Linked DNA regions of Homo sapiens: region 2 is linked to region 1. The links are chromatin loops, found by intact Hi-C in ENCODE. Cell type or tissue: heart left ventricle. All regions are shown on one strand. Region 1 has its middle 410 kb from the start of PRR16. Region 2 has its middle 330 kb from the start of PRR16.

Evidence for each region. Hi-C counts contacts between places; a loop is a spot of excess contacts. Peaks named below come from ENCODE experiments on the same cell type or tissue, not always from the same donor. Only the 100,000 strongest peaks of a DNase experiment are listed, where the experiment ranks them.
Region 2: a loop joins it to region 1, with 2.1 times the contacts of the local background. A loop is called at or near these places in 9 of 110 quality-filtered maps.

Annotation. Positions count from the first base shown.
Region 1 is chr5:120,051,854-120,059,853 of GRCh38, reverse strand. No RefSeq gene overlaps it. Among named protein-coding and RNA genes, the nearest start is that of PRR16, 410 kb to the left of the region's middle. In heart left ventricle, a CTCF peak has its summit at 3,793; no DNase peak of the experiment used is centred here; H3K27ac peaks cover 4,537 bases.
Region 2 is chr5:120,130,195-120,138,194 of GRCh38, reverse strand. No RefSeq gene overlaps it. Among named protein-coding and RNA genes, the nearest start is that of PRR16, 330 kb to the left of the region's middle. In heart left ventricle, no CTCF peak of the experiment used is centred here; no DNase peak of the experiment used is centred here.

The sequences.
Region 1 (8,000 bases):
TCCCACAATTCCCATGTGTTGTGGGAGAAAACCAGTTGAGGGTGATTGAATTATGGGGGCGGGTCTTTCCTGCACTGTTCTCATGATAGTGAATGAGTCTCACAAGATCTAATGGTGTTAAAAATGAGAGTTTCCCTTCACAAGCTCTCTTTGCCTGTCGCCATCCATGAAAGATGTGACTTGTTCCTCTCCTTGCCTTCTACCATATTGTGAGGCCTCCCCAGCCACTGGAACTACAAGTCCAATAAACCTCTTTCTTTTGTAAACTGCCCAGTCTTGGGAATGTCTTTATCAGCAGTGTAAAAATGAACTAATAAACCTTTTAACTAGCAATTTCACTTCTAAGAATGAATCTTACATAAGAATGACATATATGTGCCCAAATTAGGATTTTATTGGCATCATTGTTTGAAGTCAGAAACAAATGCTAGAAACATGTATATGCCTATCAATAGAGATCAGCTCACATAAATTATGGAGTAGCCATAAAAGAGAATATTCTGTAGCTATTATGAAGATCAATGTAGATATACTAGCTTATTAGGTTTTAGGTAGTTAAAAAAAAGCACTGTATTTTTCATAGTAGTGACAGAAGTAGACTATTTTCCAAGTTGCCCTGGCAGGCAGGTATGGTGATGTATAGAGGCCAGTGGAATGTGGACAGAAATAGTGTGTGGCCATCTGAGCCTACCCCACAAAAACTTCTCAAATTCCACTTCTGTGTTCTTTCCCCCTGTTTAATGAAAAGAAACATAGCTAGCTTGGATGCTGTTATGTTCAAGATGTAAAGCTTCTAAAAGAAAAAGCCCAGGCCCAGAGCCTTGAATATCCACTTGCAGAAAAGCCTGCTGCTGATCATATGAGCAAAGAATAAGCGTTTAATCAGCTAAGCCCCTGTGATTTTGAGGTTTATCTGTTGCAGCAGCTAGCATTACCCTAACTAATATAGTATACTCCTTTAAGGAATATCCAACACATTCCTTCCATATATTATATTCCATATATTCAATATATATGGAATTATATATATGATATATATTATATATCCAATTATATTCAATATATTCCATATATTAAGGGGTAAAATTATAGAGCATCACAAGTAGTTTGTTCACATTTGCTCACAAAGTATACACAATTTTCTTACGTATAAATTACTTATTGAGAGTTTAACATTGGATAAAATTGGCTTTGGCTCTATGTTCCTGACTTTACACTGCACTTTCCCATCACAGGAACGAGCCCATGGCTTTTGGGTCACTTTCAACTCATGAGAACAGTCTTTTCTTTTAATAATTATGATTCATTTTCAGATACTAAAAAAAATCAATCCCATTCTAAATCCTCCAAGTTATGTCTACGGCAACATTTCCCCATCCCCCAGCCCAGGCGTGGGTGATGGCTTGGGAGACATGCAATGGTGATGGAAGGGTGAGTCTCTTTTCATTTTCAGATACTAAAAAAAAATCAATCCCATTCTAACTCCTCCAAATCACATCTACTGCAACATTTCCCCATCCCCCACCCCAGGTGTGGGTGATGGCTTAGAGACATACAATGGGGCTTAGAAGAGTAAGTCTCTTTTCTGCTTCTACTTTGCTCTATCAGATCTCCTCCTCTTCCACTCTCACCCTGCTGCTTTAGGGTCTCCTCCACTGTCAGAGGTGGGATTGGAAGAAAAGAGGCTAAAATCTCATGTAGTTGATGCAATCTATCCATACCAACTGTCAGTATAGCAGGTAGCCAAGTGCTAGAAGTAAACTGGGATGAATTGCGGTTCTTCTAAGTAAACCTTCCCATTACATCACCCCTGACGTGAGCCTTGCTTCCTCCAGTTGCCTCTTGTGAAACACTCTCACTTGCTGCCCCACTGATGTGTCCCCAAACATCCCATTACTAGAATCCTCTTATCACCATGCCCAGCTGATTTTGGGGGAAAAGTTCACTGATACACTTCAAGCCAAGTTACCTTCTATAGGGTCCCCTGTAGTGTCACATATCTTCCCACACCAAGTGGCAGTAGTGTGGCCTTGTTTTACAGCTTCTCTCTCTCCTTAATCTGCCTTTGGGATGCTCCAGGCAGGAATCAAGCTTTTGGGTCCGTGTGTGTGTCCTTCCTGTCTTCAGGGGATAAATGGTGATTTGCCATATAAACTTTCTTATCAAACTTAAGCCTGGTCCCATGGCAGAACCAGGTCCTATCTAGGAAACATCCAGCAGGGGAGTGAGATACTGATCTCCCCTTCTTGCAGACTCCCCCCAGTAAGTGTGAGAGGTCTTCTCAAAATAACACGAGTAGGCTTGGGTAGAGAGGCTTTTTCCCTCCTCACAGGAGGAGGACAAAGAAAAGATGCATCATTCTTTACTAGGCCTAAATCTCTCTACTCTGTATCATATAGACTATCTCCCATCATCTGTCAAAGTCAAGTCTCCTCTTACATACCCTGAAGGTAAGAGTCTGCGTTTGATATTTGATGGACTAGTTGTGCTAATTTTCATAAACCAGCAGAGATAATATTGTGGCATATGTCTTTAGAAGCTAAATACTTCATTTTCAGTTTAAAATCTTTATTAAAAATTCAAAAAACGTAGGAAAAACAATTCAACATCAAAATGTGTGTATGTGTGCCCATGCATGCATATGTGTATAGAAAATAAAATGCTTTGGGGAGTGGAGAGTGGGGTGAATGATACTTATATTTAATCATAAACACTTTTATTCTGCTTAATTCTTTAATGATAAGCAGATGTTAATTTTTCTATTTAAAACTCTTTTTTAAAAAATAAAGGAAATTAGAATTTCACCGAACTACTTCTTACTCTGTTATGAAGAATGTTTTTGGACACTTACATCCAGAGAAATTCAACATTTGGAAAATCATTTCTGTATCCAAGACTACTTAATGGCAGATTTTTTTTCCTCCTAGTTAAGTATGAAACTGTGATAGTGACTGCAAAGTACTAAAACTATCCTATAAAATTGTGGAAAACATCAGAAGAGGCCCTTGAGATTTTGTCCTCCAGAAAATACGACAACTACATTCTCTACCCCTGCAAAATCAGTGCACACAGTTTCTAAAGGTAATTGTTTATTGTTTTCATTCCCTTCTACCAACGGTACCAGGACACAGAATAATAGAATAAGTGGCACTAACAATTGTCAAAAAAGTAACTGCAATTTCTGTATCTGGTGCCAACAAAGAACTCAAACTACACCTTAAGCTGTCATCATTTTTCAACAAGCCATTTAACTGACATTGCCAGCTCAAAAATACCCTGGATTTGATTCAGAAATTTGGAACACAGTATAATTTTCAAATATGATATAAGACTTTTCCATCACCTCCACTAACAGGATAAAATATTTTCTGTTTCTTATATTACTGTATTATTGTAATTTAGCCTAAAACCAAAATATTATATAATTCAAACCATACTATTTGATGAGAATATGCAGAAATATAAATATATCAACTATAATTGAATGTATATATCTATCATACAGAGCTTCATGGCAGAACTTTCACTTCTCAGTATTGGAGAATATAATTAATGGCCAGCAGGCCCTAAGCAGCCTCAAAAATAATTACAAAGATTTATAAATAAGGATAGTCCATGATAAGTTACTTGCACAAGACCCCACAGTTCACCCTCTTGCAAAGAACCAATGTCATTTCTCAGGATGTGTGTGACTTCTCATACTCATTTCTCCAAACTCCAAATTTCTACTGTCATTTTAGATAGTACTGTAGAGCTTATCTCAGAGGTATATATGACTGCACACTGCTCCCTAGTGATGCCATGGTAGCTTTACTAATGTGCAAGCACTTGAAGCCCATATCCTTCTACTTTTTATTTTGCCATCTCAGATCTTTGCACAGTAGAAGGTACAACCAAGATCTCAGTTCACGTCATGGGCTTGTAACCAGTACAGTCTCACAAGAACCTGCGCAGATGGGCCTTATGCTTAGTTTAAAGCTCTGACTCTGCCATCAAGAAATGCTTAGTAATATTTGAACTAAGTAATGCACATTTTTATTTTGTACTGGTCCCATAAATTATGTAGCCAGGCCTGGACACAATGCAAATATCTGGGTATATATACATTTGTGTTTTTATAAAAATAACGCTGATATAAATTCTGAGGCTTTTAGTGGTTACTATCTGTTTGAGCTAATATGGCTGAAGAAACTACTAAGCCGTTACCAGTTGTCCCTGAAGAACCATGAAAAATGAAAATACTCTCCTCTCTTCTATCAATGCTATCAATTTTTCTGTACCAAAAAATAACGTATTAATCTGCTAACAGATTATTATCCAATTTCAGGCAGTTTGATTTTCCAGTATACCATAGTGGATATGCATGTAATTGTATTGGATGATATTAGTCTTCTTTTACTATATGTGATAAATTTTACAGAGGTCTGAGAAAATTAAATGTCTTAGTCATTAAAACTAACAGAATTTTCTTGGTTCAAACTTCTTGGTTTATTAAAGAAAATTATCTTGATCACAAACATTGGGCTCAGATATTTCTCATAATCTTTGGAAATTACTAAATGCCAAAAGTAGTATCACAGCATTGAAAGCTTATGAAAATGAACTATGCCTAAGACATAACCTTTAACACTCTCTACACAGTTCTTACACAGTTCTATACAGTTTTTAAATAATTTACACATAATTTTACAGTTTCCAGTAATGGCAATAAGGTATATTTTACTAATTTTGTGGGTTATAGAGGAAGAAGTGATGAGAAATTTCTATGTGATTAAGGAATTCTATGTATTAATCAGAATGTTCTATTTATAACTGAAGATTCAAATCAACAATTCTGAAAGTTAGATTAAGTTGATAAAACGGCATTATCCTACTGGTGGGTACTACTCAGCAGTTTGATCTCTTTGGTCTGGAACGCAGCCTGGGAATCAGAATATTTTATTTTACTTTTATTTTATTACTATTTTTTGTTTGTTTGTTTGTTTTTTGAGACGGAAGTCGCACTCTATCACCCGGCTAGGGTGCCGTAGTGCGATCTTCGCTCACTGCAACCTTTGCTCCCGGGTTCAAATGATTCTCCTGCCTTAGTCTCCCGAGTAGCTGGAATTACAGTTGTGCACCACGACACCTGGCTAATTTTTGTATTTTTAGTAGAGACAGGGTTTCACCATGTTGGCCAAGCTGGTCTCACTCTCCTGACCTCACATGATCCACCCGCCTCGGCCTCCCAAAGTGCTGGGATTACAGGCATGTGTCACTGTGCCCAGACGAATCAGGATATTTTAAAACCTCATCTGTCTAACTATGGCTAGGAAATTTGCTTTTAGTCCTACGATGAATAAAATAATAAGTGACACTACTGTACATCAGCTAATGGCTGAACTGCTAGAACTAGAACTACTAGCACCGTATAGATGTCTCTGAAATTAACAAATGCTCAACAGTCACACGTATTTCTGGAATATACTAAATTATACATAAAACTAATAACACCCTTGCAAATGTATTTTAATACTTATAATATTTAATTACTAACAATCTGTGGATAAATTTTATAAATATTTTAATGTTATTTTTTTAACACGTTTAGTTGCCCATATGAACTTAAGCTAAAATTATGACAGAATTTGTTCTAAGCAGATAAAGGAAGTTTTGGAAAACTAAAACTTGCTTTGTTGTTATCCTTCACCAGAAGGTTATTTTGTACTGATTTTAAGCAAAGATAAGAGAAACTGGTTATTGCCGTATTCAGCCTAATTCCTTTGACAAAATACCCAGGAACAGAAGCTCATATTTCATTTGTCCCAAATGGCCTTCCGGTTGCTTAAAATACCCTTATTATTCTTGGACTAAGAACATGTTCATTTTTCTCATATTACTCTGAGATTAATTTTGGCAGTACGAAGACCTACTGATTGAAATCTATAAATAAAATAGAATAGGAAATGTATAATAGTCTTAATTTGAATAATATTGCTTTCAAATAAATAACGATGAAATTCAGTTCTGTAGAATTTGAAATATCAGCTTTTATAAATTTTGCCAAACATCTTGTATCTGAAAAATCTCAAGTATTTTAGGGAACCTACTGTTTTACTAACATTGAACGTTCTTACAGAATTGAACATTCTCATGTCTTTACACCCCTATCTAGATTAAAATTTGCTCTGGTAAGTTTGTACTACACTGAAGACGTAAGTCTGCATTTTGCTCTTTGAAAAAGCCAGGCATATTTATAGCTCTCTTCAGTGGAAAGATAGAAACAGTGACAACACTTAAGTTGAAAAAAAAGAAGGAAGGGAGAGACATGGAGGAAGGGAGGGAGAAAAAAGTAAAGAAGATAGTCAATATAAATATAATTTAGTTTCTCAAGACAGCCAAAAAAGTAAACAAATGAATAACTAGTGTCTGACAGAAATGTGAAAGTTCCAGGAACATGGCAAATAAAATCTTGGACAAAGACATGTGCAGCGGAACATTCAGCACCCTACAGTTTGAAGTACACCATGTACTCCAAGACTTTGGAGATCAGGACACTGTTTGTGTCCAACACTTCATAGACATTGGCAGAAAACCCCCAAAAATGTTTTCCTGCACCTGGTGGGTAACTAACTATATCTCTAATGAAAGGGTTTGTATGTTCTGTAATGTGTTAACAGGATAAAAGAACATGTATTTATGAAAATGTGAAGGAAAGATGGAATAATGTAGCCTCTTTATTTTTTGTAACTGACCTAATCTTCTTCCCCCGGGATGGGTGGATGGAATTGAAGTTTGCTTAACAAGATTTTGCAGTCCTCTCCAGTTAAAACTGTTTCTTCCAGACTCTTTTATGTAAAGCCCCAATGGTTTAAACTGTCTTTTCTTTTCCTTGTCATTTCTAAAGAGGGTATGGGATGCTTAGGTAATCTCATGGTGCCAAGAAAGAGAGTCTCATTTCTGCCCTACAAAGGATTCTAAATGGCATGCTCCCTCAAATTTTAATCATTTTCTTATAGCACAGGGGGAAAGAATATTCATTGTTGATTAAAGGAATCATAAGTGGAATATTTCTATTAATTTTTACGTAGAGAGACAAAAAATATCACCTGGGCTCTATCACAAGTCCCCACAGCTCTTGAGTGCCATTCACATAATGGTTGGCTTCAATTCATTCTATGAGTTTAAGATGAGTAGCAGCAGTCAGCATAGCCCTGAAGATGTTTGTATTTCTGCCATGTTGGATTGGGTGCCTAAAGTTAAATTTTTATTTGTATACCAAAGGCAAATCCCACAATCTCAGGGTTGTCACTGTGAAAAATAAGATGCAATTCTCCAGAATAGATCTTTTCAACGTTTTTGAAAACGAGTCTGTTCCCGTATCAAGTCACATGGTTACTAACAAAAGATATACAATGCAGATTCTAATAAATCAGAAAGTCATCACAGCCAGAAAAAGCTTTATCTCAAACTGATTCAAAAGCATATGATTGATAGATAAGAGATAGGAAGTTTTGACAAACTGACTACTTGATGTTCAGTTATAGAGAATTTCCAAATTCCCATAACCTCAAAATGACAATCTTTCATAGGAAGTTTCCACTTAAAGAAATTATTTAGTAAGAATGAACTGGCAAAGATGAAGAACGGAAATGACATGTAATAGGCTGTTAACATAACCCTTGGGTCAGATTAAGATGTAATGCTACAAATAATGCCTTTACAAATGTATTTTACTAACAGGTTTGTTCTCTTAAGGAAAGAGGGGCTGATGATATATTTCACTGAGATTATAAAGATGTTCATTGACTGGTTGAACAAACAAAACTACTATTAATTTAAGCTCTCCTGCTTCAGAAACCAAGATTTTTATATGGCTTAGGTGACAACTTCTGAAAGAAACTGACATTCTTATTAATATTATAGCATGAAATTAAAAGACTTCTGAAATGACATTGAAATCAAAGAGTTTGAAAATAAATTTATAAAAAAGCATCAGGTACATGAAATTTATTTCATAT
Region 2 (8,000 bases), 78 kb before region 1:
AATACTCCAGTGTGTAGTCTAAAAGCAAGGACACCCCTATACTATATCAACATATATCCTTCCCCTTTAGTAAATTAGCATAACACTACTATCCAGCTCACTACTATCCACTCAAACTTTGCCAAGTTCCCTAACAATATCATTTTGACCTTTTTGGTCCAGTAAACCATCCAAGAATATACACTGCATATAGCTGTCATGTCTCATCAGACTCCTTCAAGCTTGTTAGCCCTCTCCTACTTCTCCTGTCCTTGGACAGTCTTAAAGAGTATAGGCCCTGCATGCTCTCATAGACCCTCATACATATGACCCTCAACATATGTCTGTCTGATGTTTCCACATGACCAGACTCAGCCCACGCATTCTTGGCATTGCATCAGGAGGCACACTATGACAATGGTGGTCATAGTGTGACCATAGTCATAGTGTGACCACCACACAACTCTGAGTATATGGTAAAGCTGGTAACTGCCACGTTTTCTCTTTAGAAACCCAGGAGGGGATTTTACCAATTGGAGAAAGGATAGGCAGAAGAACAATGAGTGAAAACAAGCATACTCTAAGACTGAGCCTGGGAGAGACTGAAGCAGCAAAGACCCTGAGTCCACTCCCATGTAGCACCTAGGGAGACAGAAGGCAGGAGATCTGTGATGCACAGATTTGAAGTGATCAGATGTGATGTCTCTGACTTCTAGCACGATGTTTTAGGAAAACAGAGAGTTGTATGCTAAGCATCTGAATTCTTGGTCACCACATATTCTAAGGCACCAAGTATATGAAAGAAAAAAATAAGTGTATGAAATCAAGGCTTCTTTAAGCTTGGTCTTTGAGTGTCCTGTTAGTTACTAGCATAAATAAGAGAGAACAGAATAAAGGGCCTGCTTGGTGCGTTAAAGCTATGTAAGGAGGCCGTAACAATGACTAAAATTGAATTTTCTAGCAGACAGGTGGGATGGATGTCCAAAGCATACTGAATTTGATTTAAAAGAAATATGACATTTCTACTAACCTGCTTCATTCTCAACCAATCAGATAAAGGGATTAGAAATGGCAAGCTACAATTACAGTCTAATTAATAATTCTCATTATGAATTGACAGTAATATCACTTATATGTACATGTATAGTTCTTTGAATGTTCTTGGCAGACATGCATAATATATTAATGCACATTTTTTATGTCTCTTGATTAATATCCCAGAATATACTAGACATGCTTTAAAAATCAGGAACAGAAACAAAAAGTACAGAGGAAATTGATAACATAGTTTTTTTAAAGGAGATTCAAATATTCTAGTCTCAAATCTCAGGTTATGGTATAATGAAATTTCTATACATATTGTATGAATATTTATGCATAGGTATTGAAATAGTTGACCTCTAAAGTCCTTGACCATTCTAAGAGTCTATGATTCCTTTTTTATTTTGGGTCCAGAAACTGAGTAGAAAAACAATTCATCTAGTTTGGAATCTATTTCAAGGAAAAGAAACCAGTGTCTAAGAAATACATTAATGCAGGTGATAAAAATAGAAGAAAATTATAAAGTAGTCAGTTGTAAATGTGTAGCTACATGACTGACAATGAGAGATGCTTTAACCTCTAATTTATTTAAAGCAGAAATGGTTACTATGATCCAGCTACAATTTAATTGCAATATTGCTACATGGCCTTGCACTCATTATTATCATTCAGCTATAATTTCTCTCACTCCTGGTTGCAGACACAGTTGGTCTCCCACCCACATCCCTTTGACTGTACCATTTCAACTCAAGCTGGTCTGACTTCTAAATACCAGCTTCTGCATCTCTTTATCCAACATCACCCTGCTATGATCTAAGTCTTTCTTATGTATAAAGGGCATCTGGGAAATCTCTATGTACACTGTCTTGGTTTACATTCACCCAAAACCAAATCCTGAGACAGGATCTGAATGAATTTTGTTTTTGTTTTTGTTTGGGTGGTGAGTGATCCCAGGAAGCATGGTGAGGGAGGATAATGAAACAGAAAAGGAAGAACATATAATACAGGATATATAAAACATTAGTGAGCAGTTAGTTGATGGACAACTGTGGCCAATCCTTTTGGGAATCATTCAAGTGACTATGTACTTAAACAAAGCTCAGAATTGCCTCTTAAGAGGTTAGATACCTACAGTATTCATCTACAAACTCCTGTCCTTCATTTTTTGAAGGTCACTTTGTAAGTTAATTCATCAGCATTTCTGGCCACCTTCCTGTGCTGGAAAAACAATCTGGCCAAAGAACCCAGGCTGACAGACTCAGTTTCTTGAGATAGGAAGCACATGCAGTTAGTTTATAGGGCAACAGTCCACTAGAGCCATTGGTGATCTCTCGTATGGACAAAGGATACTTGACTAAGCATCATTCTCAGCAAACTAACACCAGAATGGAAAACCAAACACCGCATGTTCTCACTCATAAGTGGGAGTTGAACAATGAGAACACATGGAGACAGGGAGGGGAACATCACACAACAGGGTCTGTCGGGGTGTGGGGGGGCTAGGGAAGGGATAGCATTAGGAGAAATACCTAAGGTAGATGACGGGTTGATGGGTGCAACAAACCATCACGGCATGTGTATACCTATGGAAGAAACCTGCGCGTTCTGCACACGTACCCCAGAACTTAAAGTATAATTTAAAAAGAAAAAAATGAGAGTATCTGCTAAGAATATATTACTTCTAATATTAAATTTTAAGATGTATTTATTATGTACCTTACTAATCACAATTTATTTCTCTTCGCAAAGCAACTGAGAAGCTCACCCTGTCTTTGTCTGCAACATCTACAGCTATTGTATAGGGAAAATATTAAGTAAACTTGATTGGGAATTTAAAGGTCCATGCCTATGCTATCCAGGGAAAAAAGTAGAAGAAAATGAGCACCCTATTTTATACAGTAGGTTGGACTACATAGAAATAGAAGCCAATAACTGAAATATTATAATCTGTTAATTACTCAACATGTTTTTATTCTCATGAAATTCAGTTCTCATAAATTGCACATAGGACTGAATGTGAGATTACCTCATGCTGAGGCAAAGAACCTTCAATAAATAAACATCCCTAAGTTTTTGTGCCATCTGGTCTATTTTAATGAGATAAAAGGATATGTTTTGGAAAATAGATTTTAAGGGTTTTTATAACAATTTTACAGTTAAAGCCCTATGATTTAAAATACCATATATTTACAATATTCTGTATATTCTTCCAGTTTCTATTTAAAGTTGTTTTATAATTTAAGCACAGTAAAATTCACCCTTTTTAGTGTATAGTGCTATGAGCTCTGACAAAAACAGTCATATGAACACTACCAGAATCAAATATAAAATATTTCTATCTCCCTCTTTAAACTGTTAAAATTTTCGCAATCACTTTTATTATTAAACACAATCATAGTTAAGACAAGTAAGCCCTTGACCACTTATTCCAGTCCCTCTTCCTCTCCACAAAGAATCACTATTCTGTTTGGGATATTACCTTCATGAGCTTTTTCTGCATGTGTGCAATTATTCTAGTTCCTATCAGTGACTAATATAAATTTATATATACATAAAGAGATTAACACTGAAGCTGTGGATACTTGCTATGTTAAAGATTATGTTTATATGTTTTAACATTATTTTGGACACATTATTTTATGTGACATCTCTATTTTTATCTTTTAAAATATATATACTATGATTGAGGAATTGTATTGATGTTCTAGTGTGGTTATTTCTTTTTATTTTTTCCATTATCATGAGCATTCATTATTATAATAACCTTGTAAGGGGATTTTTAATAAACTCTGAGTAATATACAATATGGAATAGGGATATAATTACTGAAATTAATAATAGGAATATAATTTCACAATTTACAAAACATTTGAAACCACTATATTTAAGTTGGTACAATTACTTTTGCACCAACCTACTATTATTTGTGATTATAAAAGAGATGCTTACTACACTAAAAAGGGCAACAAAAAAGTTACTGAAAAATCACTTTGTGGTAAAGTTTTAAATGTATATAACAATAAGAAAAATGTGTTTCCTCCTTCTTTCTCCAACATAACACTTAAAGGCACCAATATGCTTATTTTATATATATATATATACACACACACACACACACACACAAAATACATATGTGTATAAAAATCTTATTTACAAGCTTAAAATACATATGCTTATATATTTTTGTACATATTTATATATGCTTATTTCCATATAAGTATATTTTGTATTTAATCATAAAGATAAACATATGTACACATTTATTTCTGGTTAGTTTTCTATCAAAACAATGAAATTGTACATATTGCTTTGTTACAAATAAAGCATATATCACAAACTATCTTTACAAGTAAGCACATACTCATATATATCACTATATTTCACATGTGTAAAGCATTCAATTTTATAAATCAACTACTCCCAAAAGCTGATGCTAATAATGAATAAATATTTTTTGCACATTTGACAAATATAAAAAAAAAACTATTGTTTAAATTTGCATTTTAAATGTTTATTTTTATCATGGTTATTAGTCATTACATTTCTTCTCTAAATTGTTGGTTCATTACATTTTGCCTATTTTATTTTCTAGGCTGCTGGTTTTCTTGCATATTTTGTTTTACTGTATCTTTTTTATATAGTGAGAGTATTAAGCCTTTTTCTTTTCAGTTAGGTTTTAAATATTTTTAATTTTCCCTTCTAACTTTGTTAATGGTGTCTTTAACCATATAAATTTAAAAATATTTATAAGATCAACTCTGTCAATCTTATTCTTTATGGTTTCTGAGGTTTATGTTACAGGTAGAAAGGCTTTCCATACAATAATATTTATAGATTCTGTTTTGTTTCAACTTTAAAAAATTTATTTAATATTTTTGAGAATATAAAATACGGACAAAGTTTCTCTTTATTCAAATAGATGGCTAATTATATCAGTCCAATAACTGAAAAATAATGTGACCTGATGGTATAAAATACCTTATTAATGCTACCCTAAATTAATCCTCTATATCTCATTCCATTTTTACAAAATAGTTATATAATGTCTCGTATTAAAATGGCATGATGCTAAAACAAAAATTTAGAGTTGAAACACCTTCAATATTTGTGTTTGTGTCACTTTAAGAAAGTAACTTAGATCATTGAGGGGTGGAGCCACGATGGCTGAATAGGAAGAGCTCCAGTCTACAACTCCCAGCATGAGCAACGCAGAAGACGGGTGATTTCTGCATTTCCATGTGAGGTACCGGGTTCATCTCACTAGGGAGTGCCAGACAGTGGGTGCAGGACAGTGGGTGCAGCGCACTGTGCGCAAGAAGAAGCAGGGTGAAGAACTGCCTCACTTGGGAAGCTCAAGGGGTCAGGGAGTTCCCTTTCCTAGTCAAAGAAAGGGATGACAGATGGCACCTAGAAAATCCAGACACTCCCAGCCTAATACTGCGCTTTTCCGACGGGCTTAAAAAATGGCGCTCCAGGAGATTATATCCCACACATGGCTTGGAGGGTCCTACGCCCACAGAGTCTCACTGATTGCTAGCACAGCAGTCTGAAATCAAATTGCAAGGCAGCAGTGAGGCTGGGGGAGGGGTGCCTGCCATTGCGCAGGCTTGATTAGGTAAACAAAGCAGCCAGGAAGCTCAAACTGGGTGGAGCTCACCACAGCTCAAGGAGGCCTGCCTGCCTCTGTAGGCTCCACATCTGGGGGCAGGGCACAGACAAATAAAAAGACAGCAGTAACCTCTGCAGACTTAAATGTCCCTGTCTGACAGCTTTGAAGAGAGTAGTGGTTTATCCAGCACGCAGCTGGAGATATGAGAACAGGAAGACTGCCTCAAGTGGGTCCCTGACTCCCCAGCAGCCTAACTGGGAGGCACCCCCCAGTAGGGGCAGACTGACACCTCTCAAGGCCGGGTACTCCTCTGAGACAAAACTTCCAGAGGAACGATCAGGCAGTAGCATTTGCAGGTCACCAAAATCCGCTGCTCTACAGCCACCGCTGTTCTGCAGCCACTGCTGCTGACACCCAGGCAAAAAGGGTCTGGAGTGGACCTCTAGCAAACTCCAACAGACCTGCAGCTGAGGGTCCTGTCTGTTAGAAGGAAAACTAACAAACATAAAGGACATCCACAACAAAACCCATCTGTACGTCACCATCATCAAAGACCAAAAGTAGATAAAACCACAAAGATGGGGAAAAAACAGAGCAGAAAAACTGGAAACTCTAAAAAGCAGAGAGCCTCTCCTCCTCCAAAGGAACGCAGCTCCTCACCAGCAATGGAACAAAGCTGCATGGAGAATGACTTTGACGAGTTGAGAGAAGAAGGCTTCAGACAATCAAACTACTCTGAGCTACAGGAGGAAATTCATACCAATGGCAAAGAAGTTAGAAAACTTGAAAAAAAATTAGATGAATGGATAACTAGAATAACCAATGCAGAGAAGGCCTTAAAGGAGCTGATGGAGCTGACAGCCAAGGCCTGAGAACTACGTGAAGAATGCAGAAGCCTCAGGAGCAGATGAGATCAAAGGGAAGAAAGGGTATCAGTGATGGAAGATGAAATGAATGAAATGAAGTGAGAAGGGAAGCTTAGAGAAAAAACAATAAAAAGAAATGAACAAAGCCTCTAAGAAATATGGGACTATGTGAAAAGACCAAATCTACGTCTGATTGGTGTACCTGAAAGTGACGGGGAGAATGGAACCAAGTTGGAAAACACTCTGCAGGATATTATCCAGGAGAACTTCCCCAATCTAGCAAGGCAGGCCAACATTCAGATTCAGGAAATACAGAGAACGCCACAAAGATACTCCTCGAGAAAAGCAACTCCAAGAAACATAATTGTCAGATTCACCAAAGTTGAAATGAAGGAAAAAATGTTAAGGGCAGCCAGAGAGAAAAGTCGAGTTACCCACAAAGGGAAGCCCATCACACTAACAGTGGATCTCTCAGCAGAAACTCTACAAGCCAGAAGAGAGTGGGGGCCAACATTCAACATTCTTAAAGAATTTTCAACCCAGAATTTCATATCCAGCCAAACTAACCTTCATAAGTGAAGGAGAAATAAAATACTTTACAGACAAGCAAATGCTGAGAGATTTTGTCACCACCAGGCCTACCCTAAAAGAGCTCCTGAAGGAAGCACTAAACATGGAAAGGAACAACCGGTACCAGCCACGCCAAAAACATGCCAAAATGTAAAGACCATCAAGGCTAGGAAGAAACTGCATCAACTAACGAGCAAAATAACCAGCTAACATCATAATGACAGGATCAAATTCACACATAACAATATTGACTTTAAATGTAAATGGACTAAATGCTCCAATTAAAAGACACAGAATGGCAAATTGGATAAAGAGTCAAGACCCATCAGTGTGCTATATTCAGGAAACCCATCTCATGTGCAGAGACACACATAGGCTCAAAATAAAGGGATGGAGGAAGATCTACCAAGCAAATGGAAAACAAAAAAAGGCAGGGGTTGCAATCCTAGTCTCCGATAAAACAGACTTTAAACCAACAAAGATCAAAAGAGACAAAGAAGGCCATTACATAATGGTAAAGGGATCAATTCAACAAGAAGAGCTAACTATCCTAAATATATATGCACCCAATACAGGACCACCCAGATTCATAAAGCAAGTCCTGAGTGACCTACAAAGAGACTTAGACTCCCACACAATAATAATGGGAGACTTTAACACCCCACTGTCAACATTAGACAGATCAACGAGACACAAAGTTAACAAGGATACCCAGGAATTGAACTCAGCTCTGCACCAAGCGGACCTAATAGACATCTACAGACCTCTCCACCCCAAATCAACAGAATATACATTCTTGTCAGCACCACACCACACCTATTCCAAAATTGACCACATAGTTGGAAGTAAAGCACTCCTCAGCAAATGCAAAAGAACAGAAATTATAACAAACTGTCTCTCAGACCACAGTGCAATCAAACTAGAACTCAGGATTA